Linked DNA regions of Mus musculus: region 2 is linked to region 1. Evidence: chromatin loops called from intact Hi-C (ENCODE). Cell type or tissue: heart. All regions are shown on one strand. Links, peaks and the distances in the headings refer to the core of each region. The heading gives the core; the rest is flanking DNA. Region 1 holds the start of Arhgap44 (Rho GTPase activating protein 44). Region 2 overlaps Arhgap44 (Rho GTPase activating protein 44).

The links. A loop is a pair of places that touch in the nucleus more often than their neighbours do. Peaks named below come from ENCODE experiments on the same cell type or tissue, not always from the same donor. Only the 100,000 strongest peaks of a DNase experiment are listed, where the experiment ranks them.
Region 2: a loop joins it to region 1, with 2.3 times the contacts of the local background. A loop is called at or near these places in 5 of 42 quality-filtered maps.

The regions. Positions count from the first base shown.
Region 1 is chr11:65,156,432-65,168,116 of GRCm38, reverse strand. It overlaps Arhgap44 (Rho GTPase activating protein 44), which reads left to right and starts at 5,156. Exons shown (of 20, transcript NM_001099288.1): 1 at 5,156-5,531. The coding sequence starts at 5,479. 1700086D15Rik (a long non-coding RNA gene) reads left to right here and starts at 8,217. Exons shown (of 2, transcript XR_003949567.1): 1 at 8,217-8,249. It overlaps LOC115487730 (a long non-coding RNA gene), which reads right to left and starts at 8,237. Exons shown (of 3, transcript XR_003949568.1): 1 at 7,904-8,237; 2 at 5,728-7,296. In heart, for the core only: no CTCF peak of the experiment used is centred there; DNase peaks (open chromatin) are centred at 5,176, 5,486 and 6,186; H3K4me3 peaks cover 1,524 bases; H3K27ac peaks cover 1,131 bases.
Region 2 is chr11:65,082,435-65,094,119 of GRCm38, reverse strand. The region is part of intron 1 of Arhgap44 (Rho GTPase activating protein 44); the gene reads left to right. Among named protein-coding and RNA genes, the nearest start is that of 1700086D15Rik, 72 kb to the left of the region's middle. In heart, for the core only: a CTCF peak has its summit at 5,046; no DNase peak of the experiment used is centred there; H3K27ac peaks cover 406 bases.

The DNA of each region.
Region 1 (11,685 bases), core at 1,676-9,675:
ATACCACCCTTGTGGAAATCAGTTTGAAGGTTTCTCAAAAAAAAAAAAAAATAAAAACAGAACTACAACATGATCTAGCTATCTCACTCCTAGGCATATGCACAGAGAACTCCATACCATACCACATGTTTATGGCCGCTTTATTAACTATAGAAAAGGACTGGAATCAACCTCATTTCCCATCAACAGATGAATGGAAAATGAAAAGCTATCTGTGAATATATGAAGTTAAAACTTGCAGGAAAATGAGTGGACTTTCACATGAGTAACAGTATAACTGAACAAAAGGAAGAAGACAGGCTAAGTAGATATAAGGGATGGAGAAGGACTAAACCTAAGTGATAGACACGAGCTATGAAAGAGGGCATAAAGCGAATTGTTTTCCTAGCTCCAACTCTGTCATGGAGATTTTTGGTTTTGGTAGTGGATAAATGCATAAAATATATTCATTACTGAAAGTTTAATATGAAGCTCTATAGCTTCTGTTATGAATGACTATTCTCATTGTACAGAAGAGAGAGAGAAAGAGACAGAGACAGACAGAAAGAGGGAGGAGGGGAAGTGGGAGGGGAAAGGGAATGGGGAGAGCGCAGAAGGAAGAGGGAGAGAGAACAGAGGAAAGACGTGACTATAAATGCTCAAAGTCCACTCACCAGCAACATACTTTGTCCATCAAGATTTCACTTCCTAAACTCACCACCTTTCCAAACAGCATCGCTAACTGGGGATCAAAATGTCCAAAACATAAGCCTATGGGAGACATATGTCATTTAGAAACTTTATGTAGTTCTTGGAAATTTGAAATATAGTATACAGCAGCTGAAGGGCTATGTTATTTAATTTGATGCCAACACCATTCTAACTCAATGATTGACTATGAACTTGCTTACCATATTCCTAGGAAAATTAATTTCACATAAATAAAATTTTGAAGAAAGCTAAGATGCATGTGATTTTATTGGCCAGAGCAATCCTGTGGCCAAGCCAAAGGTTGACAGGTACAGGGAGGTGCCATCCTCCCATAGATCAAAGTCAAGAACACAAGGAACAGAGTGTTCCTTTCCCTTCTTTTCCCTCCTCTTTTCTCCTGCAAACAAATTTCACTTTTAAGCATATTTCCTTTAGGTGCAGAAATTACATTCCAGGCCATTCCACACCTTGGCTGTAGAGCTTTCTGCTCATTGGTAACCCAGCAGCATCCTATCCAGCCCTTTTGGCTTTTGTAGGAAATGGGGAGATGGAACATTTGCGATTCCTCATGGGATTGGCCTCCCACCACGGCAAAGGACTTTTGTGCAGAAGCTCTGCAGATGATAGACAGTGTGATGGATGCACTTCTTGTCCTTCTGGCAGACAGCTTCACTACGCCTGCTGTCAAGCATGGACTACAAAAGAACAAGTCGCAGGCTACGTTCCCAGACATGTCCTCTAGAGACTCAGTGGTGAGGCAATACTAAATCTTCAGGTGGTAACACAACCAAGGTGCCCTTCTTACTCCAGCTAGAAGGCTGTCACTCAGCTCCACACCACCCACAACTAATTCATGGTGATATAGGGCAGCGGAGGAGGGAGGATATTCTGTGTATATTGCCTTTCCACAGAAAATCACCTGAGTAATCATGACCTCAATAAGCCATAATCTCTCCTGTAGGGATAGGTAGCATTTGATTTATTTATTTTCGGGTAATGATAGAATCTCTATGACTACCATCTACTTCCCTTTTCTCTTTCTTGGTTTCATCTCCTGCATCACCATCTTCAACACCCCAGCAGCATGTGGGTTCTTTAGACAGCATGAAGTTACAGCCTTCACAAGCCACATGAAAGCACAAAAGCTTGTGTTCTTAAATTCCAAACTCTCTTCTTTAAAAACTCCATTTTGTTACATGTGATTCTGACATCTGCTTTGAAAGATCAAAAGTGCAGACTTGACATTAATTTCCCTCTCTCTTTCTATTTTTTTTCCTGTGTCATTATCCTTTCTCCAGGACAGAATGCAGAAGATGCACTTAATGTATGGACAGGATGACTGAGACACTAAACTCTTTATTTATTGAAATTTCAACAGCCACACAATTCAAGGGCCACTGTACTGAATAACACAGTTGTACGACCAAGTATCATGTTGTTTAAAGTCATACAGTGTTCTTAATGGCTCCCCATGACTGATGTACACAAAGCCATGCTTATTAGGGTATTATTGGTGGCTTTTCATGTTACTGTGAAGAAATACTTTGACCAAATTAAGGTAACAGAGTTAATTTGAGCTCACAATTTGTGGGTACAGACCACCATGGCAGGGCAGTCACAGCAGTAGAACCTGAAGGCAGCTGGTCACACTGCATCTGCTATCAGGAAGAAGAGAGAGATGAACGATAATCCTCAGCTCACTCTCTCTCTTTTATATACAGCCCAGAGAATGGTGCTGCACACATTTAAGGTGGCTCTGCTTACCTCTGCCAACCCAAACATTCTCTTACAGACGTACCCATAGGCTTGTTTCTCTGGTGAATCCAGCTCCTGCTAAATTGATAAGCACTATTAACCATATGGTCATTTTTTTTTTTATTGCAGGCAAATGAATGGAACTAGAAAATATCATCCTGAGTGATGTAACTCAGATCCAAAATGACATGCATGGTTTGTACTCACCAATATGTGGCTATTAGCCAAAAAAAAAAAGTATAGAATACCCAAGATACAGTCCACAGAACTCAAAAAGGTCAACATGATGAAGGGCCCAAGTGAGGATGCCTCAGCCCCACTTGGGAGGGAGGGAGGGGCCTGGGAGGGAAAGGGGATGGGGGGGGGGAGAGGGGAACATCATCTGGTATTGGGGGGGGGGAAGACTGAAGCCCTGGGGGCCAGAAGAAAGAATGGAAACAGGTAACCTTGGGAGGTAGGAGTTTGGGGAAACCCTTCAGAATGCACCAGAGGCCTGGGAGGTGAGAGACTCTCAGGACTCAAAGGGAGGGACCTTAGATGAGATGCCCTACATTGGGAAGAGGGAACTTGTAGAGCCCACCTCCAGCAGAAAGACCCAGCATCAAGTGAGGGATGGGGTTGCCATCCCACAGTCAAAACTCTGACTCATAATTGTTCCTGTCTGAAAGAACTGCAAGGATGGAAATGGAGAGGAGCTCCAGGAAAAGAAGGTCCAGCGACAGGACCAAAGTGGGATCCAGCTCAAGGGGAGGCCCCAAGACCTGACACTATTACTGAGGCTATGGAGCGCTCACAAAAAGTGACCTATCATGACTGCCCTCCAAAAGACTCAACAAGCAGCTGAGAGAGTCAGATGCAGATATTCGCATCCAACCAATGGACAGAAGTTGCTGACTCCTGTGGAGGCTGAGGAGGAGGGTGACCCTGTAGGAGGACCAGCAGTCTCAATTGACCTGGGCCCCTGAGATCTCTTGGACACTGGAACACTATCCAGGCAGCATACATCAGCTGATATGAGGCCCCCAACAAATATACAGCAGAGGACGGCTGGGTCTGGGTTTAGTCAGGAGAAGGTGAACCTAACTCTCAAGAGACTGGAGGCCACAGGGAGTTTAGAGGTCTGGTGGGGTGGGGGGTGGGGACATCCTTGTGGAGACAAGGGGGGTGGGGAGGAGGTATGAGATGTGGAATGGTCGGAGGGTGGAACAGGAGGGGAATAACATCTGCAGTTTAAAATAAATATAAATAAATAAATAAATAAATAAATAAATGAATGAATAAAGGATTTTTAAAAACTCAAAATAGAAGTACTTTGTTTATATAAACATGACGTTGACATGACTGTATGTTGCCACATACAGTCAGTCACAAGCACGATGCCTTCACTGCTAATTGACCAGAACTCTTGACCTAATAAGCAGAGGCTGAGCTCACAATTAATTAAAGATTTCATGTTCATTCAGCCAAAACATGCCTCAAACCATCATTTGTTCCGCTGGCCAGTAAGACACTTACATCCATATTTAGGGCATCTTTCTACTGTAATCAACACACTGCAGAGAATCTCGGGTCATAGATGGATGCTCTTCCTTTTTTTTTTTTTTTAAACTATTTTCATAATAGGAATGATCCTGGATTTTCCCATTATGCTATCTTCCATTGTATCTGCCACAGTGGACTACATGATAGCCTGTATGTAGTTAGATTTGGAAAACAGCACTCTTTCATTTCCATCTACCAAACAGCAGTGCTTTCTACTTGAGATAGGGAAGCTGGAGATGAGAGAGTCCCAGCAGTTTTCCTAAAATTGCTGATTAAATATGTGAGATTCTAATGGGAAGACTCACATTTGTTTGATCCAATGTCTCTACTGCCCAACAACTCTGACTTGATATATATAAAGATGACAACTAATTGAGATCACATGTGATTTTCTTTCTTTTTTTTACATTATTTATATTTATTTAGTGTGTGTGTACGTAAGACAACATGCAGGAGTTAATTTTCTCCTACCGTGTATGTTCTAGACACTGAACACAGGTCAATAGGCTTCTTTACCTATTGAGCCATTTGCTGTCCCCCTCACCTGCCACCTTCCAAGTCTAATGAGCCACAATTTCTTTCAACCAGCTGGTAAATGCCAGTGGGCTGCCCAGCTGATACCATTTCAGGTCTAGTGGCGGTAAGGAGATGGACATAGCTATGGTAATAGAATCTAAATCATACAAGAAAGCTGTCTCAGGTTGTGCTAGTAGACAAGACGTTACTGATTCAATCTTATGTAAACTTTTGGTTACTTACTGGGTTTGAAAAAGATTAAGGATGGCATTTTGGGATGCATGCTACGCCTAGTTCGAAACCCCTTTGTCCCAAGCTTAACACTGTGATTGAACACCAATAAGGTGACTTTATACAATTTAACGAACACATCTGCCTAACATATCTTCATATGAATTCAACACTGAACATCTCGCATTCGCTTGAGAGAAAATAGGAGTCAGACGTTTACTCTGTTTGTTGTTGTGTCGTTGGTTTCACTATTCAAGCACGAAAGTATTTCCTTTACTACAAGGCTAAAGCCTAAACGTCTTGGTCATACTGTCTTCTCTCACCTCTGCACAAAAGCTGTCCCTACAAACTTTGGACAGAGGAAAGGTGGGAGCGGCAAACTACAAGTCCCAGCATGCACGGCGCATTCCGCACAGGCGCACGGGGACCACCCGGCCAGCTGGCTAGCCAGCCTGCGGAGACTCCCCGGTTCGCTCGCCGGGCTGGGGCTGGGGGCTAGCTACAGCTGGGGCTGACCGCCGGGCGCCTTGGGCGGCCCCGGGCGTGGCACAGAGAAGGATGCGGCGGGCGGACTAGGCGGAGGTGCTCTCGGGAGGCTGGGCGCGGGCCAGGCGGCTCCCCAGGCTCCGCAGTGCCGCCGCCGTCGCCCGGGAGGCTGGGCGCGGGAGCCATGTAACCCTGCGGTGGGCTCCGGGCAGCTCAGTCCTTCCCCAGCTCCCGGGCTAGCGCGGCAGCGGGGCCACGATGAAGAAGCAGTTTAACCGCATGCGCCAGTTGGCCAACCAGACGGTGGGCAGGTAGGTCACCCGCTGGCCGCCCAGGGCCGGCACGCCCGCGGGGCTGCATCTGCCAGGCGCAGGTGATGGAGCTGCCCGGCCTGGAGCTTGTGCGTCCCTCCTGGGTCCGCGCGGGTCGTTGGTGAGACCTTTCCTCTCCCGACCCCTGCTCGCTTCTCGCTCGCCGGTCTAGGCTCAGAGAGTGACGCATCCTCACCTGCGTCCCCAGCTGCCCCTTCACCTCGCCCTCTCTGCCTTTCCTCGGGACTCCCTTTTCCTCTGGTAGCGATTCTTCCTGGAAACAGGTGTTTGCTCTGCTGGAGCTGCTGGCTGCCGAGTCGTTGGCTGCCTCTGGAGATCTCTTCCTCCCTGCGCCCAGTTCAGGGCTGCTTAGGGTCCTGAGGTAGTGTTGGGCCTGGTCGACACCCTCCTTCCCCACTGGAGCCCTGTTTGTTTTCAGGGGCTGTGACTGTATGGGATGCTGGATCACTTTCCTGGCTGTTTTTTCCTCAGCGTTTGGGGGTGGGGAAAGGATGGCGAGAAGGGGGAAGGTGCTGGCTGATGTAGGCTCGGTCCCAAGACTGATTTCAGTGGAGGGAGGGAGGGAGGCTGCGAAAGTGAGGTTCAACTCCCTTGGAAGATGAGAGGAGGATCAGAGAGAGGAGGATCAGAGGCTCTCAGCCAGGTAGGGGATGGGACAGTCTCTCCTCCCTCCCAGTCCAGAACAGCTTGGCCCCAGGAATCTGCAGGACCCAGACTGCTCTCATCTTGGTGAACATGGACTAGATCTGGGCCAGTGTCTCCAGGAGCGGATCTGTGGGGTGCCAAGATCTATTAAGGTTACATAAGGATTCTTAGTGGGTCCCGTCCAAAGCTAGACATTCTTGAAACACAGGCTTGTTAGATAGAGGGGGATTTTTCATGGAATCTGTGTGCCCAGGGCCGGATTTCTGTGTGGTTGTTAAAGGAATTTAGGTGTGCAGTTTAAAGTAAGCAGAAAGGGAAGAACCAAGCCTTGGGTGCAATTCAAGTGCAGGCTCCACACATAGAGTGCTCTCGGCCAGGTTTGTTGAGAAACCAAATACCTTTCTTGGGTGGGAAATGGAGCTTGAGCTGGCACCTGGTAGGGTGGGGGTGGGGACTTCCCTGGAGAATAGAGGACATGAGGGAAGCATACTGCCCTAGTTACAGTGGGCATTTGAGGGCAGGGGATGTGATGGCTTCTCATGCTTTCAGGAACTCCAGATGGTTTCCAAGTAACCTAAGCGTTTCCAAGCTTCTAAACTAGACTTGGATTCATTTTCCCTTCCCAAACACATGTGCTTTAACATGAGGGGGGAATTTATGAATAGCAGAGTCAGATTAGCCCAGATTTTTGGCACGGTATTGCCACAAATATAGCCTCACGTGGACTGTCTTTGGTATGTTGGATGCTGAGATAGTGCTTTCCTGGTACTGGGGGGTGTAGCTGTTGGTTGTCAAGCTGACCATTCTTTACTGTCTTGGCTTCTGGATCACACTCCCTGGGCTCTGGCATACATGATGGCAGTAGACATCCCAGGGGTGGGCCCCTCACTCTGACCACAGGTTGCTGTTTCTCATGGAGTATTCTCAGTCCACTTAGTAGCCTGGTGTTCTCTTGGAGTGTTAGAGATTGGTGCTCGGATATAGATGTCTCAGGGAAGGCATTCGTGTTGCTTCCAGACACCTGGCTCCTATCTTCCTTCAGGACTTGTTTTTAAGTTGTGAGATTTTTGAGGCATGGGCATAGGAACTATATTTTTCACTGTCATTCGTGGAGGAAATGAAAAATAGGCAAAAGCAGACTGAATTATTATTATTATTATTATTATTATTATTGTAAAAAGTAGTCTTATGTATTCAAAGAACATTCTTAGAAGTACAAATCCAGGGGCTGCACCCTGCTATGCCAGAGCTGCTGAGCGCTTAGGTGGATGACCAACATGTACAAAGTTGAGGCCTGACTTGTGTCTGTTTTGGTGAAGTTTAGAGTAAACTGTTGAAGCAAAAATTAGTTTAGGATACTCTACTGCTTCAACACTTCCAGTGCCATCATTTTGCTTAGCAGCCCCAGCATTTCAGTAGCCACATCCCTCTGGACCCCCCTTTGTCTCAGCATGCTCATTTTGTCTTCCTGTCTCCCTGTCCCTGAACTCCTGTGCTTCGGACACATGAAGCCCAGCTCCACTTTAGAGATTTGTTCTTGCTGACCACCAATTTTTACTACCTGGTTGAGGATGTGGTCTTCCCAAATTGCTTTCTCATCAATCAGCACTTGGCTCTCAGGCTCAGATAAAACCCCTGCTCCCTCACTCTTACCCATCATTCTTTTCATTTTTGTCCACTACTCCCCACAGTTTGAAAGCTTGTACCTTTTTGATTTTTGCCCGTCTGTCTCCAGTAGAATGTATTGATCACCCTCGCATGCCAAGGGCACAGAGCAGTGCCTTGTAGACGGTTGGTGCTCGGTCAATATTTATTGCCAAGATGAAATGGTTTACTTCTGGCCAGTGATGGGAATGAAAGGAGGTAGCGTGGGGGTTCTTCTTCCTATTGAGAATGTTGAGAGACTCAACCTGTGCATTGGGAAAGGGGCCATGATTTGCTTCTTAGTATCTCCACTCACTAGCAGCTCATAGTGCTGGAAGTCTGGATGGTAGGTGTGATGTCATAAAGTGCTTTGTAGAGAGGCCTTAGTGACCTCTTTCCGGTAGAGAGGTGAGCTTGAGAGCTGCTCTTCTCCACCACTCCCCACCTAGCTCACTTTCTGTAACTCACAGGTTTTGGGATTATTACAAATGAAAAACTTCTGGGCATTGGCTTATCTTCTCAGAACTGGGCATATCTTAGTAGAAATCAGCAACTTAGCATAGCAACTATAGGAAGAGTCTAGCATGTATGGAGCTCTGGGTTCAGTCCTCAGCACCACATGGTGATACATACCTGTAATCCGCCTGAAGGTAGAATTGGGAAGGCAACATAGTGAGTTCAAAGCCAACCTGGACTACATGAGGTCTTGCTTTGGTCATCTTCACATGTTTCTGCCTTGATTTTCCCATATGTGTTTCTTCACTTCCGACCCTACTCTGGAAAGTTCTCCCTGGCCAGCCTGTGCCTGCTTATCAAGTGATTATCAAGTGGGACACATTTGCATGGTTGCTTAATGATCTTGTGATTAGCTCTCTGCACATTTTTTTTTATTAGCAAAATGAGAACAGTGATGGTTGCCCCTTGGAGATATAGACATTGTAATGATGGTGGAGTTACCCCAGAAAAATGGCTAAGAGTAGCTTTAGGATCTTTGGGCCAGCATTCTAACTCTTTTTGGATGGCATGTTGTGCTCAGTTATTCAGTGTAAAATCACTGGCTGTCTCCTCTGGGCCACACACTATTCCGATCTGGGAATATTACAGTGCCGTGATCTGGGAATATTACAATGCCTTGATCTGGGAATATTACAGTGCCTTGATCTGGGAATATTACAGTGCCGGGCAAACTGAAGTTCTGTTCATTGGAGCCTGAATTCTAAGAGTGTGCTGCGCTTTTGATGGTTCATTTGTTGTGTGATCTTTAACTTGCCGATCATCTTCCCAGCTCGATTTGTAAGCTCCTTTGGAGGCAGAGACAGTGTGGCATGCAGAGGGTTCTCTGAAATTCCTGGGCAACTGGATCAAAAGATGTATGCATTGTAAGCAGAGGACTCAAGGAGAGTAGTTCAAAGACGCAGGGAGAGCACCTGCTGCTGCCTTTTTGGAGGAGCGAAGGGCGGCAGCAGCTGCTGGGTTGTGGACTGGAAGGAGGGCTCAGCCTCATGCATGCCGCCATTTGCTGCTTGTTGTTGTTGTTGTTGAAACTTAGAGTCTACTTGGGGTTCTACCCATCCTGAGAGCCTGTTCTTCTTGGAAGTGATATCTGGCTTGTCCTGGGTGAAACACAGAGCTGAGCGGAAACTTTAGCACAGGGCGAAAGAGAAGATACAAGAACCGGAAGTCAGCCCCTGAAGAGAAGATACAAGAACCGGAAGTCAGCCCCTGTTAAGGACTTGTTTTTCGGTCTGTAGGTGGGGAGCACAGTAAGCCGCCATCTTAGAGGGCTGGGATGAGGTTGGAGAGAGCCTGGCCTGGTGAAGGGCTCACCAGATGGACCACGAAGGTTCTGATCGTTTTTCTTGAAAGTTGACCCAGTCTTTGGAAGACATTAGCCTTCTATGTACAGGGTCTTGGAAATGGGTTCCAGTGGCGACTACCCAACTGCTCTGCGAGGGGTCTGCCCTTGGAGGAAAGCTGGCAGAGTTCCAGAGGAAGCAAGGAGCCCCAGGCTTGTAGATGGTAACATTGTAGGTGCGAGCAAGGCTGTTTGGGTTGCGCTGGGTTGTGTGGGTTTAGAGGTGCTAAGTTGGGGGGTGGAAGGATGAATTTTGCCTCCAGAGCTCTGCTTTCTATTCCTCGACTGCTAGTGTGCAAGACAGAGCTGAGAGGGCTTGGTTTCTCCTGCAGCCTTGCCAAGCCTCGCTGCCGCAGCGCAGCCTGCACAGTTGAACTGCAGGCAGTCCAGGCATCGGCCAGTGGTCCCGGCCGGCCGGGCATGAGGCTGCACAGGCTCTAGGAACAGTGGTCCCCGGCCGGGCATGAGGCTGCACAGGCTCTAGGAACTTTTTTTTTTTTTTTTTTGGTTATTTGAGACAGGACTTCTCTTTATAGCCCTGGCTGCTCTAGGAACTTTTGGCATAGCTGGCATTTCTGCTCTGGCCGAAGCCACTGAGGACCCTTTGCCTGAAGCGACGGCTTGTCCTTCAGTAGGTCTCTGAAAGCCATCAGGCAATCAATAGGACCAGAGGGGAAAAGTCAGAACAAGTCTAGATTAGTCATCACCTGCTTTTGCAAAAGCTGGCTGTGATTTGGACTTCTCAGATCAATGCAGGCTTCTGCAGCCTCTTTCTATGAGAGGCAGCAGGCTTCTCCAGACCAGAGACTCCCCTTAAGTTCTTCAGTAGAGAGAGTCCTGGGAGCCCAGGCAGGCCCTCTTGCTGAGGTGTGGCTTTTGTGCTAGCAGACCACACTGAGCCACTCATGACAGACTGGCAGAGGGACAGAGAAGGCCCTTTGCCCTTGGTTCTCCATGCCCCTTACTCTACAGGCCTGTCCCGTCTCCCCTCAGATGGCCTGCCTGTTCTCTGCAGTCAGCAAGAGGCAGCCTCACTTTCTTGGAGAATTCTCTCAGCCCAGACCTTCTGCAAGTCATTGTGAGGGAGCCTTTTTTTTTTTCCCTTGAGCAGCAATTAATCACCTCCCCTCCCACTTTTTTCCACCAGAGGAATTCATCAACACTGATTGGTAATTTTTTAATAATGGTGATAAGAAGCATTGTTTTCTTGTGGCTGTTTAAAAAAGTAAATTAGTAGCCATGTGACTAAAACAGTAATTTGTGGTTATTTGTTTTAGAGGGATCTGTAAGCATCCCTTTTATTAGTAGTCAAGAGCAGATTATTTCCAATGCTATTTCTGTGGTGATGGGAAATAGGGAGGTTATGGTCTGGCTCAGTGCTGAGAGCTCTCTGAGCTCAGAGAGCAGGTTCTGGGGACACAGAGAGGATCTGTCACTCCTCCATTCAGGGACCCCTGACCCTTGCCGAGTTGGGGAGGCTGTGATGTCTAGCAAATCGAAACTCTCCTTTCTGTCCAGGAAGCAAATGTAACTCTCATTTTCTAACTTTAGAGATAATTTTTAGAATAAACGTTTATTTTCCCACAGAATTCGGTTTATTTTTAGCCATTATTTTTAGTTGCATAAGTAATATTTATCATAGAGGAATGATAACCTTATGGGTGACCAGAAAAAGGGGGACGCTTGGTGATTTTTCTACCTAGAGCCACAGTTAATACTTAGTTAATACTTATTTAGGAGGCATCTTCCAGTCTCTTATTGAGGTAATATCTTGGTTGTATGAGCTTCCTGGAGTGTGCTTGAACAAGCTAAGATTGTTCTGCAGCCATCGGTGACACCATTGTTATTGCAATCCATTGTTGACCTGGACATCATGTGAGAATAGTGACCATATTATGTATTCTCTTGGTTTTTTATGTATTCTCTTGTAACCTTCTTAATCAATTGCCTTCATCTTATATCTTGAATATGACTATCATACCAGCAAAT
Region 2 (11,685 bases), core at 1,470-9,469, 74 kb after region 1:
AGGGCAGGCTTTCCCAGAGAGAATGTGCAAGTCACGCAAATGCACACTGGGAATTTGTCATTGCCTGTGTCACAGAGTTGCGTCCTGGCGACCTGTATTTACAGGCCTGTTTCCATTGCTGTAACCATAAGTTTATTTTTGCAGCTGTACCCAGAGCCATGGACCAGAAAAAGACCTTGGCAGGTCATTGAGTCCATTCTCACACATGAAAGAGATGCTGCCTCAGTCCCACCCAGAGGCCCATTCTCCAGGAATCATGGATGGATGCTGTCAGTCATTAGATGGGATGACACTGTGGTTCTCATAGGAACAGACTTGGAGCAGAGGGACAATGTGGCCAGGGATAGAGCACTTTGAATTCCATTCTATGGCTCTGTGGTGGTAATAGTCCACACTCAGACCACGTAGCCCTGAACCGTCAGAACACACGGGTAACAAATTTAAGAAAGAGCACAAGGATACCCGTGTGTGGGCCGCCCTAGCTGGCCTCTGGTCCTTCCGTGAATCAAGCTGCTTTATAGTCAAGCTGTAGGACCACACATGATTTTCTCTCATTTCCACTGTTGGAAATCCAAGCTTAAGATATCAGCTGGGCTATTTCCTCCTATGGCCTACCTCCCAGCTTGTGGGTGGAGTCTTCTCAGGCTCCATGTAGTCTCTCTTTGTGCCTGTCTGTCCCTGTCTCCTCTTCCAGTAGGGATTCCAGTTGCAGTGGTTCAAGCTGCACCCTAACTCTGCTCTCACACCTTTACAGATCTTGCCTCCTAATATAGTCCTATTCTGAGATGCAGTTAAGATTTCAACTAAGGTTTGCAGGGTATGGCGTAACCCTTAAACAGCGACAGCAGTCAGCTAACACCAGCACTATATCCACAGCAGTTGGAGAGAAAGCTTTCTTCCCAACCCTGCTCAACTATGGTGAACTGAAAGAGCATAGACAGTCTGAAAGACATTAGACACACACGAGGGCTAGGAGAAGGCTGAGTTGGCAAAGTGCTGGCCATGGCGACCTGAGGACCTGCGTTTACCTTCTCAGCACTCATGTGGACAAAGGAAAAGCTGCCTGCAGCAGCACACACCTGTAATCCCAGTTCTAGACGGGCAGAGAACTTGGAGGACTGCCAGGACTTGCTGGCTATCTGGAGTCGTGAGGCCAGATTCAGTGAAAGACATCGTCTCTAAACCTAAAGGGGAGATCAATAGAGGAGTATATCCACTGTCGACCGTTGGCTTCTACACACACACACACCTGTGTGCACACACATACTCATGTATATGTATACACACACAAATGTGCAGACACACGCACAAACCTATACTACGTACATGCCTATACTACACACAAAATAAATACACTCATGAGGAAAAGATATAAGGGCTGGTGGTGATGTTTAGTGGTAGTGTGTGCTTGCTGTGTATAAACAAGGCCTTGGCTTCATTTTTTTTTTAAAGGAACATAATTATGTGGAGGATGGAAGAAATATGTACCTAATAATTTAGTATGGTAAATGTCAGGGTATTTGAGGCTTAACATCTTCCCACTGACAAGGAGATATTAGCCCAGGACTGGAAAGCACCCCAAGAAAGGTTCCCGCTGTCCAAAGCTCTCAGGGAACAATGAAGAACCGATAGGATTTAGATTAGGGATTTAAAGTAGTGTTCGAATATTTTAGAAGCTGCTTGAAAATTCTCATTTTAGAACTAGGTTTGGGAAAAAATGCACTACTTCCGAGTTTCATTTTACAAATTTAGTCCTTGTTTGTGACGAGTGATATGAAGGTGTGTTTTATAAGTTGGTTTGTTTATTAACATATTAACACCTTTTGTATTAATTTGCTCTATGCTTTTTTTTTTTTAACTGTGACCCCCAGCCCCCACCCCTGAGCTTAGCAGTCACCGTCCTGGCTGTCCCTCGTGCATACAGGTAGCGTTAGGTATGTCCTTTTCCTTGTACTCCTGTTTCTCCACCTGCCAGGCCACTGTTTGTTTTACCTTGGGATTGACACGCTGTACCCGTGGGACCTGTCTCTGTTCCTGGCTCCTGGCTGCGTTGGCCTTTCATGGCACAATACACACACTGTTCATTGTAGAGGAACGGAGAACTGTAAAGCAGCAGAGGCCATCACAACGCCATGCACCCCAGCCTCCTTTCCTGAGTATGCCTATGTGCGCCTCTTTTAAAAGAGATTTATTTCTTTCTGTTCTCGGTGTTTGACTGTTTTGCCTGCTTGTATGTGTACGGACTGCAAGCATGACTGGTACCCGCAGGACCAGAAGATGGCAGCAGCTCCCTTGGAGCTGAAGTTACAGATGGCTGACGCCACCATGTGGGTGCTGGGAACCTATCTTGGTTGGGTTACTGTAGCTGTGATTACCAAAGCAACCTGGGGAGAAAGGGGCTTGTTTGGTTTGCACTTCCACATCACAGATCATCATCAAAGCCAGCCGGGAACTCAAGCAAGGCAGGAACCAGGAGGGAGGGGCTGATACCCCATGGAGGGGGGCTGCTTACCAGCTTGAGAAGGTGCCAGGCTTTCTTCCTGTGCTTTCTTATAGAACCCAGGACCACTGCACAGGGGGATGGCATCACCCACAATGGGCGGGACCCTCCCATATCAGTCACTAATTAAGAAAATGCCTTACAGGGTTGCCTGCAGTCTGATCTTATGGAGGCATCTTCTTAATTGAGGTACCCTCCTCTCAGATGACTCTAACTTAAATCAAGTTGACATAAACTGTCCAGCAGAGAGCAGAGCCCTGATCTTCTGAGGGAGCAGCAGATGGTCATAACCACTGAGCCCTCTCTCTGGTGTGCAGCCTTTCAGATGAAAATGTTTTATATAGCTTTACGTGTGAGATAAATAACATTAAGTTTTACCACCTAACTAGAAGTTCATGCATTTCAGCCGTGTCCACTTTAGGTTTTTAAGTAAATGGACCTTTGTCCTCAGACCTCCCCATTGGACTTAGTTCCTCTCCGTGCACACACACAAGTGCACACACACGAACATGAGCACACATGCATGTGCTCACATACTCAAAACCACACACGAACTTACATGTTTGTGTGCGTACACACACACACACACACACACACACACACACACACAGATGTACTTTAACATTGTTTAGCATTGTTTGCAGTGGTTCTCTTATATGTGGTCTTTTTACTCCTGTTTAAGCCTGCCTGGGTTGACTCAGTTTCCTGTGACAGGCTGTAGTGAGCCCCGATGATCACAGCCCTCATCGCCTGTCTTTGTTCAACTGTTTCTTTCCTACCCGCCCTCTCTCATCTCTTCCTCTTCCTTTCTTTCTCTCCTTTTTTTTTAAAATACTTTTTATGCATTTTAAGACACAGATGGCTTCTATTCATCTTATCCTGGAATAATGGTCATGTCTTCTATATATATGTCATCCATAGGTTGATTGGTAACGCCTTCAGCCAGTTAGAACTGTGTGAGGTGCAGTGTGCCTGTGATCACAGTCCTCAGGAGGCTGAGGTTGGAGGATCTTAAGTTCAAGGTCAGCTTGGCTACCCGGCACCATGCTGTGCCACAGGAGAACAGCCAATGAAGCCCTGTGTGTTACCCGCATGTATACAGGACTCCATATCATTCTGTATGGCAGGACAGCGAAGATTAAACCATGGTTCACATTGCAGGACGTTTTGGCACCGTTGCTGTTTCAGTATGACTCCCTTAATAAGGAGCTTCATACCCAGTCTTTCCCTCAGTCGTTTTTCTACAGAATCTTTTTCATCCACAGCACCTTAGGAAGCTCTTCTTTAATGGAAACATTTCGGGTAACCATTGTGACCAACCACCACCAAATTTATATGACACTGTGACAATCAAGGTTTCCGTGGGTGGTGTCAGTTGTTCTTCTGGGCTTATAAATAGAACAGAGCACCAGTTTTGGATCAGCTTGCCTGCTCCCTGTTTTGATTTTAGTCTGTTGAGTGTGAAATTGAAAGAAAATCAAAAAGTCATGACTTGTACCCAGTGTCACCTCCACCGTGCCTGTCACCACAGTGACTCATCCCTTGAACATGGTGGAGAGGGCTCAGTCTGGATATCAAGTGATTTTTGTAGGAAATTGAGGAAGTAGGCAATGTAGGAAGTTGAGGCTGAGACACAGCTTCTTTGCACAGTCTGGTGCTGGGCCTCTCCTGTTGTGCTCTGCAGTCTGGGGCACAGCAGAACTCCCACATTTGGCTACCTGACCTCCCCTGTCTCTTCCCTGAGCAGTTCCCCCAAGCCCCTCAGCCAATCAGGTGTGCTCCACAATTTTTAAAATCCCATTTGACCTTCAAATTAGTTTCTGAACCCCAACTTCTAGGAGCAGACTTGAACAGACTCTCTCTAGTAGAGGGAGTATTTAGGGACTGTCATGGCCTCCCAGCTCCAGGGCTCTGGCCTGATGCTTTCCATTTGTCTGTCTGATGCTGGAGTCCTTGCTATAGGGAGCTGTCAGCACCACCAGCCAGCTGGCCTTGTTGATCTGTCTGGGCAGACACTGTTGGTGGGCAAGGTGAGGCTCTGCCAGCGTGGGTCCTAGGTAGCTTCTGTGACCGTCTGCTTCTGACTGCATTGGCCGTCTCAGTGTGCTGACTGCAGAGGCCAGAGCTCTGGCTCTAAAGTGGGTACAGAAGCTTGGCATTCCAACCATGGCTGGCCTTCCAGCTCCTGTGCTTTGAGATGGAGCAGCTCTTCAGAAGCCCCCAGCTGTGTCTCCTTGATATAGTCGTTGTTCGCATTTGCGTACATGTTGACCACAGTAGAGGGTTACTGATGTCATCTTCATTCTCTGTACCCTCCCTCCCCCAATTCAGCCTTCTCCTAAAGATGGCAGTCAAAAGTGCTTAAGGAATGCATCTTAATGTATCCTGTGATTGGTCCTGATGCTGCAGCACAGAGGGGCAGGAGAGCAGCAGCTAACCTACATCTCTTAGTGAAGGATGTTTGCTTATCAAAATATGCATTCTTGCTGTGTTCAGGCCAAAAACAACAGGCCCTCTGCTGGCGACCAGGAGAACTGCTACTGCTCTGGAAGTGGACATGATTAAGGAAACATCTAGACATATCAGACTTAGGATGGAAAAATAAAAAAGCTGTTTTAGAGCCTGGGGCTGTGATCAGGCCCGTAGGAGCCTGACCCTTGCCCTAGCAGCAAGCAGCTTTGATAGATAGCCTCCTCGGGGCATGCTGGGAGTGTGCAGAGTAGCCATACAGCCATAAGGGCAGTCCCACTGACTGCTTGCCTGGTGGTGTCAAGGCAGCAGTAAGTCAAACAGTGCTTACTAAGTAATTCCTTTCCTCACCTTCCCTCCTTGCTATCTTAGATGATAGCATATCTGGCATCCACCAATCAGAGCAGGTCCCTTCCTGGGCAGTATCTTGTGGTCCAGTGGTCAATGTCCACGACAGTCTGATTAATCAGTACCTCTGATGAACACAGATGGGAAAAAATTCTCAAGAGAAAATGCTTGCAAACTAAATTCAAGTACACAGTGAAAATCGTCCACCACCATCAGGTTGGCTCACATCTCAGAGCTGCAAGGATGGTTTACCATACTAAAGTCAGTTATCTCTCAGTAGTATTGTTTAGTCTCTGTGAGTTTGTGTATTTTTTGTGTTTTCTATTGCTGTTGAAATCCAGCTTACTCATCTGTGGTCTCAGAGAGTGCAGGATGGGATTTCACCTTTCTTCCTTGTTGAGACTTGCTCTGCTTCCTCATATGTGGTCCACTTTGGAGGAATTTCCATCAGTTGCTTCTCTAGTGTTTGGGTACAGTGTTCTGTAGATGCCTGTGAGGTCCATTTGAGTTATGAGGTCACTTGAGATGAGAGTTTCTCTGTTTATTTATTCTAGATGACCCTGGCTCTCACAGTCTTTGTTGGAAGATCAGCTGTTATTCCAATGGGTCTGCATTTTTATGTGACTTAGTCTTTTTCTCTTGCAGCTGCAAGTATCCTTTCTTCTGCACATTTAGTGTTTTGTTTATTACATGACTTGGGAAGTTTCTTTTCTGGTTCTGTTTGGTGTGCTATATACTTCTTGAACCATAATAGACATCTCCTTCCTTAGGTTATGTTATATTGACCCAAAGTTTCCTCTTTTTCTGTATCTATTATTTACAGTTTTGATCTTTTTATGTTATTCCAGAGTTCCTATATATGTTTGTTTGCGTGTGTATCTGTCTATCTGTCTGTCTGTGTTTGCATTTAGCATTTTCTTTGGTGAAGTGAACTCTTTCTTCTACCTCGTCTTCAAGACCTTATATTCTCACTTCCCCTTAGTCCGGTCTATTGCTGAGACTGTCCTCTGAGTTTCTCCCTGAATTTTTCATGACATGTTTTATTTCATTTGGGGGTTTCTTCAGAAATTCTATCTTTTTGCTAAATTCTATTTCTATATATTGAGTTGTTATTATTATTCCATTCAACTGTATTGTTATGGTATTAATTTCAGCATTTATTCACATCCTTCTTGAGTTCCTTGAACATATTATTACTGTGACTTTGAAATCATTGTCCAAGCTTCTTTTCTCAGGGAGTAAAATCATTGTTAATGGAAATCTATCCTTTTGGTCATTTGTGTTCTTTGTGGTTTTGTTTTCTGGTTATTCCTACTTCTCAGGTTGTAGACCAGGCTTTTGGGGACTTAGGGTTCAATCTTGGGGCAGTTCAGTATTGGTGTTTGAGTGGGTTTCAGAAGTAGGGCTAGGTGACATTTCTAATCTGAGGAGCAGAGATTCTGTAGAGTTGTAAATCCCATAGCCAGTGCTCAGGAGTCGAGGGTGGGGGGCAGGAGGTGTGCCCCTGATTTTTCTTTAGACAACAGGTATGGGTGGAATGACAGCTAGAGTCTGGAGTGGGAATGGGACTGCAGTGGGGGGGGGGGTCTCAGGCATATAAGGATCTCAGACAGGCTGAAGGTATGGACGACGGGACTTTTAAATTACATTTGCTGGGATCTGAGCTAGGATCCTCAGGCTTGTGTAGTAAGTGTTCTTACCCACAGAGCCATCTCTATGGGCCCCTCATTAAGAGATTTTGCTTATTTTCCTTTTCCTTTTTATAATTTTATTATTTGCATTCCAGCCATTGCCCCCTCTCGGTTCCCTTGATTTTGTTTATTTTCAAAATAAAAAAATATTCTTTGACAATTCCCTTTATGTATATGATGTATTTTGATTATATTAATTCTCTATTTGCCTTTCTCTTCCTCCTCCTTTCTCTGGAACACCCCCAGTCCCAATCTCTCCTTTACCCTTTATGGCACACTGAGTTTGGGTAAGATTGATTCTGTGGGCATGATTGTGGTATAGTATACTGAATTGCAGGCAACTTTTCAATGCTATACCCCCAAAGAAAAGGACTTCCTTGTACCAGCAACCATTACCTGCCAACAACTCCTTAGCTAGGTGTTGGTGGTTTTATGGGCTTTTTAGTCCTTTAGAACTTTAGAAGATGTGCAATCTTCTGTAGGTAACCATGGTTGCCATGAGTTCATGATTGTAATGGCCATACTATGTCCCAAAGACAGCATAAGTGGCTAGGGATATAGATAACATGATCAAGAAAGTTCTTTACAAGAGTACCCAGTAGCTTGTGTGTTAGTTAATACCTGATCCAGTCAAGTTGACAACCAGGTTTAGCCATCACCCCTCCACTAACATTCTTGCCACTATTAATCGTACCAGTGGGTATATCATGCCTGGAAGGCCATTACTGTAGCATACAAGGTCCAGCACTGAATGAGACCATGGATGACTTTCATCCCGGAGTAGCCTACGTAGCATAGTTTGGCCATGAATGCTAGCTAGCACGGAGAAAATTTCCAGGTCAGTTCCAGTTTGACTTTTCTGGGTCCTACACCCAAGGAGTATGGATGGTGTCTTTAAAAATAAGGTCTTGCCATATCTTTATGTCAGTGTCTTATTTAAGGTTTCTATTGCTGTCAAGAGACACCATGACCATAGCAATTCTTATAGAGGAAGATACCTAATTGAGGCTGGCTGACAGAAGTTTAGTTCACTATCATCATGAAAAGAGGCATGGTGGCATGTGGGCAGACATGTTGCTAGAGAAGGAGCTACACCTTGATCTGCAGGCAGCAGAAAGAGGCTGTGTACCACATTGGGCATAGCTTGAGCATATGAGACCCTAAGGCCCACCCTTACAGTGAAGCCACACCTACTCTAACAAGCCATACTTCCTAATGGTACCACTCTCTATAGGCCAAGCATTCAAACACATGAGTGTATGGAGGCCATCTTATTCAAACCTCCATAGTCAGTCAACCAAGCGAAGCACAATGGCCTATAGTGTTTAGGGGGCCTCTGGAGCCTTTGTCTTAGTCACTGTTCTATTGCTGTGAAGTAATAGCTTGATCAAAAGCAACTCATAAAAGAAAACATTTGACTGGGGCCTTGGGTTCAGTTTCAGCTGTTAATACAAGACTATAACGGCAGGAAGACATAGTGCTAGAGCAGTAGCTAAGAGCTTTACATCCTGATCTCTGGGGAACAGGCACAGAGTTCAAGACTGGGCCTGATGTGGCCTTTTGAAACCTGAAAGCTGACCTCATGTGGCACACCTTTGCCAACAAGGCCATGCCACATTTTCTCATTCTTCCCAAACAGTTCCACTCTCTAGGGAACCAAGTATTTTTAACATACAAGCCTACAGAGCCATTCACATCCAAACCACCACAGCAACCACCACAGCCTCCTCGACCAAGAATTTTCAGGATTTGGTAATAAAATTTTTGTCTGGTAAACCATGGCTTTTGGGAACAGCATGACCCACCCATGCTTACATATTTTAATTAACTTACAAAGTAGTGGGTTTTTTAATGTACCTTTTTACAGCTCTATAATTTTGGTTGCCTCTCCCATTTCCTGCCTCGTTTCCTTTAATCGTCTTTTCTATCCCTAGTTCCCTCCTACTTCCTTCTCTCTCCCATCTCCTTCACACCATCCCCCTTAAACCTTTCCACCCCCAATAATCGCACAGCTTCTACTATCATCTTCCCCCTCCTTAAGATATTTGAGTAAAAGACGCATTTACAGGATGAACCTATGAATACTGTCTACTTAAAGCTTTTTTGATATCTTCGCCTCATCTCTAATATTTTTCTGTGAACATATTGGCGACCTTTCAGATTTAATTTTTTTTTCTGCATTAAATGAATTTTAAAATTGGGTTTTCTAAGCATTTCCTGATTGCATTATTTTCATTGTATTGATTTTATATTTAACCTACCTTGTCCAGATAGATTCTATAATAATGTCTTTATGGTGTTTTGAACTTACTTTAAGATCAAGTTGACTTCTATATATATATATATATTCCCCTCCCTGTTAAAAGTCTACTTTAAGAACAGGCATGGGTATATTCCTAGTAAAGGTAAAACAGAATCATCAGAACTCAAAGCCGTCTTCAGCTATATTGAGCTGTATGTCTCAAAAGACAAGTAAATTAATAAACATATAAGCCTTCTGTTTCCATTGTGCACTATAGGGTAGAGGAATCTGACCTCAGTTACATGAGAATACTTGTAACATATTCCCATAAGGAATAAGGTAAGCTAAGCATAGGACCTTTTATAAAGCAAGGATTTTTTCCTTCTTATAGTTTTCACAAACATGCATTACATTAATATTACTATGTTAAGTATTTCTCATTTATGAGAGAGTCTTGGCTTTGACATGTAATTAAGCAGTATGATTAACTATGCTGAGAGGTGTCTGAGGTTAGACCATGTGTCCATCCTAGCAGCTAGTCTAACTTGTTCATGATGTGCCATTTATGCTATGGTGTCATTTTTTTTTTTCTTGTACTGCCCTTTTCCAGTTTGTGAATTGTAATCTAAAAGTGACATCTTCCACCAGCTCATATATTTGAACAGTTGTTCCCCAATATGGTGGTGCTATCTCAGAAGGGTGTGGAACCTTTAGGAGGATTGGACTGACTGAAGGAGATGGCTCACTAGGGGCAGGTATTCGGGTTTTATAGGAGGCTTCACCTCCTGACAGCAGACACTATTAGCTGCAGCCTCTTTCTCTTGGCATCTTGCCTTCCTTGCCATGCAGTTGGGATATAATAGCAATGACTAATACAGGTAACAACTGACACTTGTTTTTATTATTTCCCACTATTATTAAAGTAGTTTGTGAACATCTGGAAGGAGTTTTGTTTTTGTTTGTTTGTTTGTTTGTTTGTTTGTTTGTTAGAAAATATACCTGTAAGACCGCTTCTGTTTCCCTTTGGAAAAGATATTTTATTGCTATCTGAATGTCTTCTATGAAGATAGGATTATCCATGCTTTCTAGTTACAGTTGAGTCAGCTTTAGCTTGCTTTTTCTAAGCCTTTGGTTCAGTTTGTGTTGTCATTCCAGAGCCTCATTGATGTTTTAATCTCTGCGACACCTGTTTGTCTTCGACATTGCTTGTTTCTTCTTTCTCTTATTTTTGTTTCCCAAGTAAATCTTGTAGAGATACTTTTTTGTTAGTCTCTCTTCAAAGAGTTTTTTTTCAATTTAATTTATTGTCTTTATTTACGTTCTTCTTTATTGTTCTTTATTCTGTTTATACTTTTCAAGTATTGTTGCATCTTTTACAAAACAAGCAACACAGAGTATATTCTTTGCGTTGCTGATGAGATTGACGTATTTTGTTTCTTAATTATAAATATTAAAAATTTTAAATACAAATTGTTTTAAACCTATGTGCTACCTAGAAGTATTTCCAAATGTGCAGTTTATAATCTTCCTGCTTCCACTCCCTCAATGCTGGGAGTACAGATGTGTACCACTGCTCCCAGTATCAAGGATTGAACCCAGGACTTTGTGCTTGCCAGGCAAACACTCTACCAAACGAACCATAGCCCAATAAATGTATTTTCTTTCACATTTTACCTTGCTCTTTATTACAAAATAAAGTATGTTGCGGTAGAGAACATTGCTTGTCCTTTCACATTTGTTGAGAAGTATTTCATAAGCTCATCATCTGTGGTGTTTGGAAACACATTCTTATGTTCATGAGAAGAATTCATGCTCTTTATCCCGAGATCTTGAGTTTATGTATCTCTATCAGATACATCCGATTTAAAAAAAATAAAAGATTTGCTTATTGTATGTATGTGAGTATCCTGTCATTCTCTTCAGACCTGAAGAGGACATCGGGTCCTGTCACAGATGGCTGTGAGCCACCGTGTGGTTGCTGGGAATTGAACTCAGAACCTCTGGAAGAGCAGTCAACACTCAACGGCTGAGCCGTCCCTCCTGCCCCACATCCTCTTGTTCTGTGGTTTCAGGAAGAATGGCGATGACTTTTATTTTTTAAATACCGTGTTTCCCACCTCTCCAGTGTTTTGTCAGCCTTGACTCCTTTTGTGATCCTTAGAAATGAATAAGGTAGTTTTCATCATTATATTGCAACTGCCTCTGCTAAAATCAATATAATTGATTAAAAATAGCTGAGATGCAGCTCAGAAGGCATATGCTTGCCTAGCATGGATGAAACCTCAACTCCATGAGTAGCTCTACAGATAAACAGCAAAAGGGGATTTGCTTGCCATTTTCCTCCAAAGCCTGGTGTTTCAGAAATAGCTCTCATAGCTCTCTTGCCGAGCCCCTCTCTCTCTCTCTCTCTCTCTCTCTCTCTCTCTCTCTCTCTT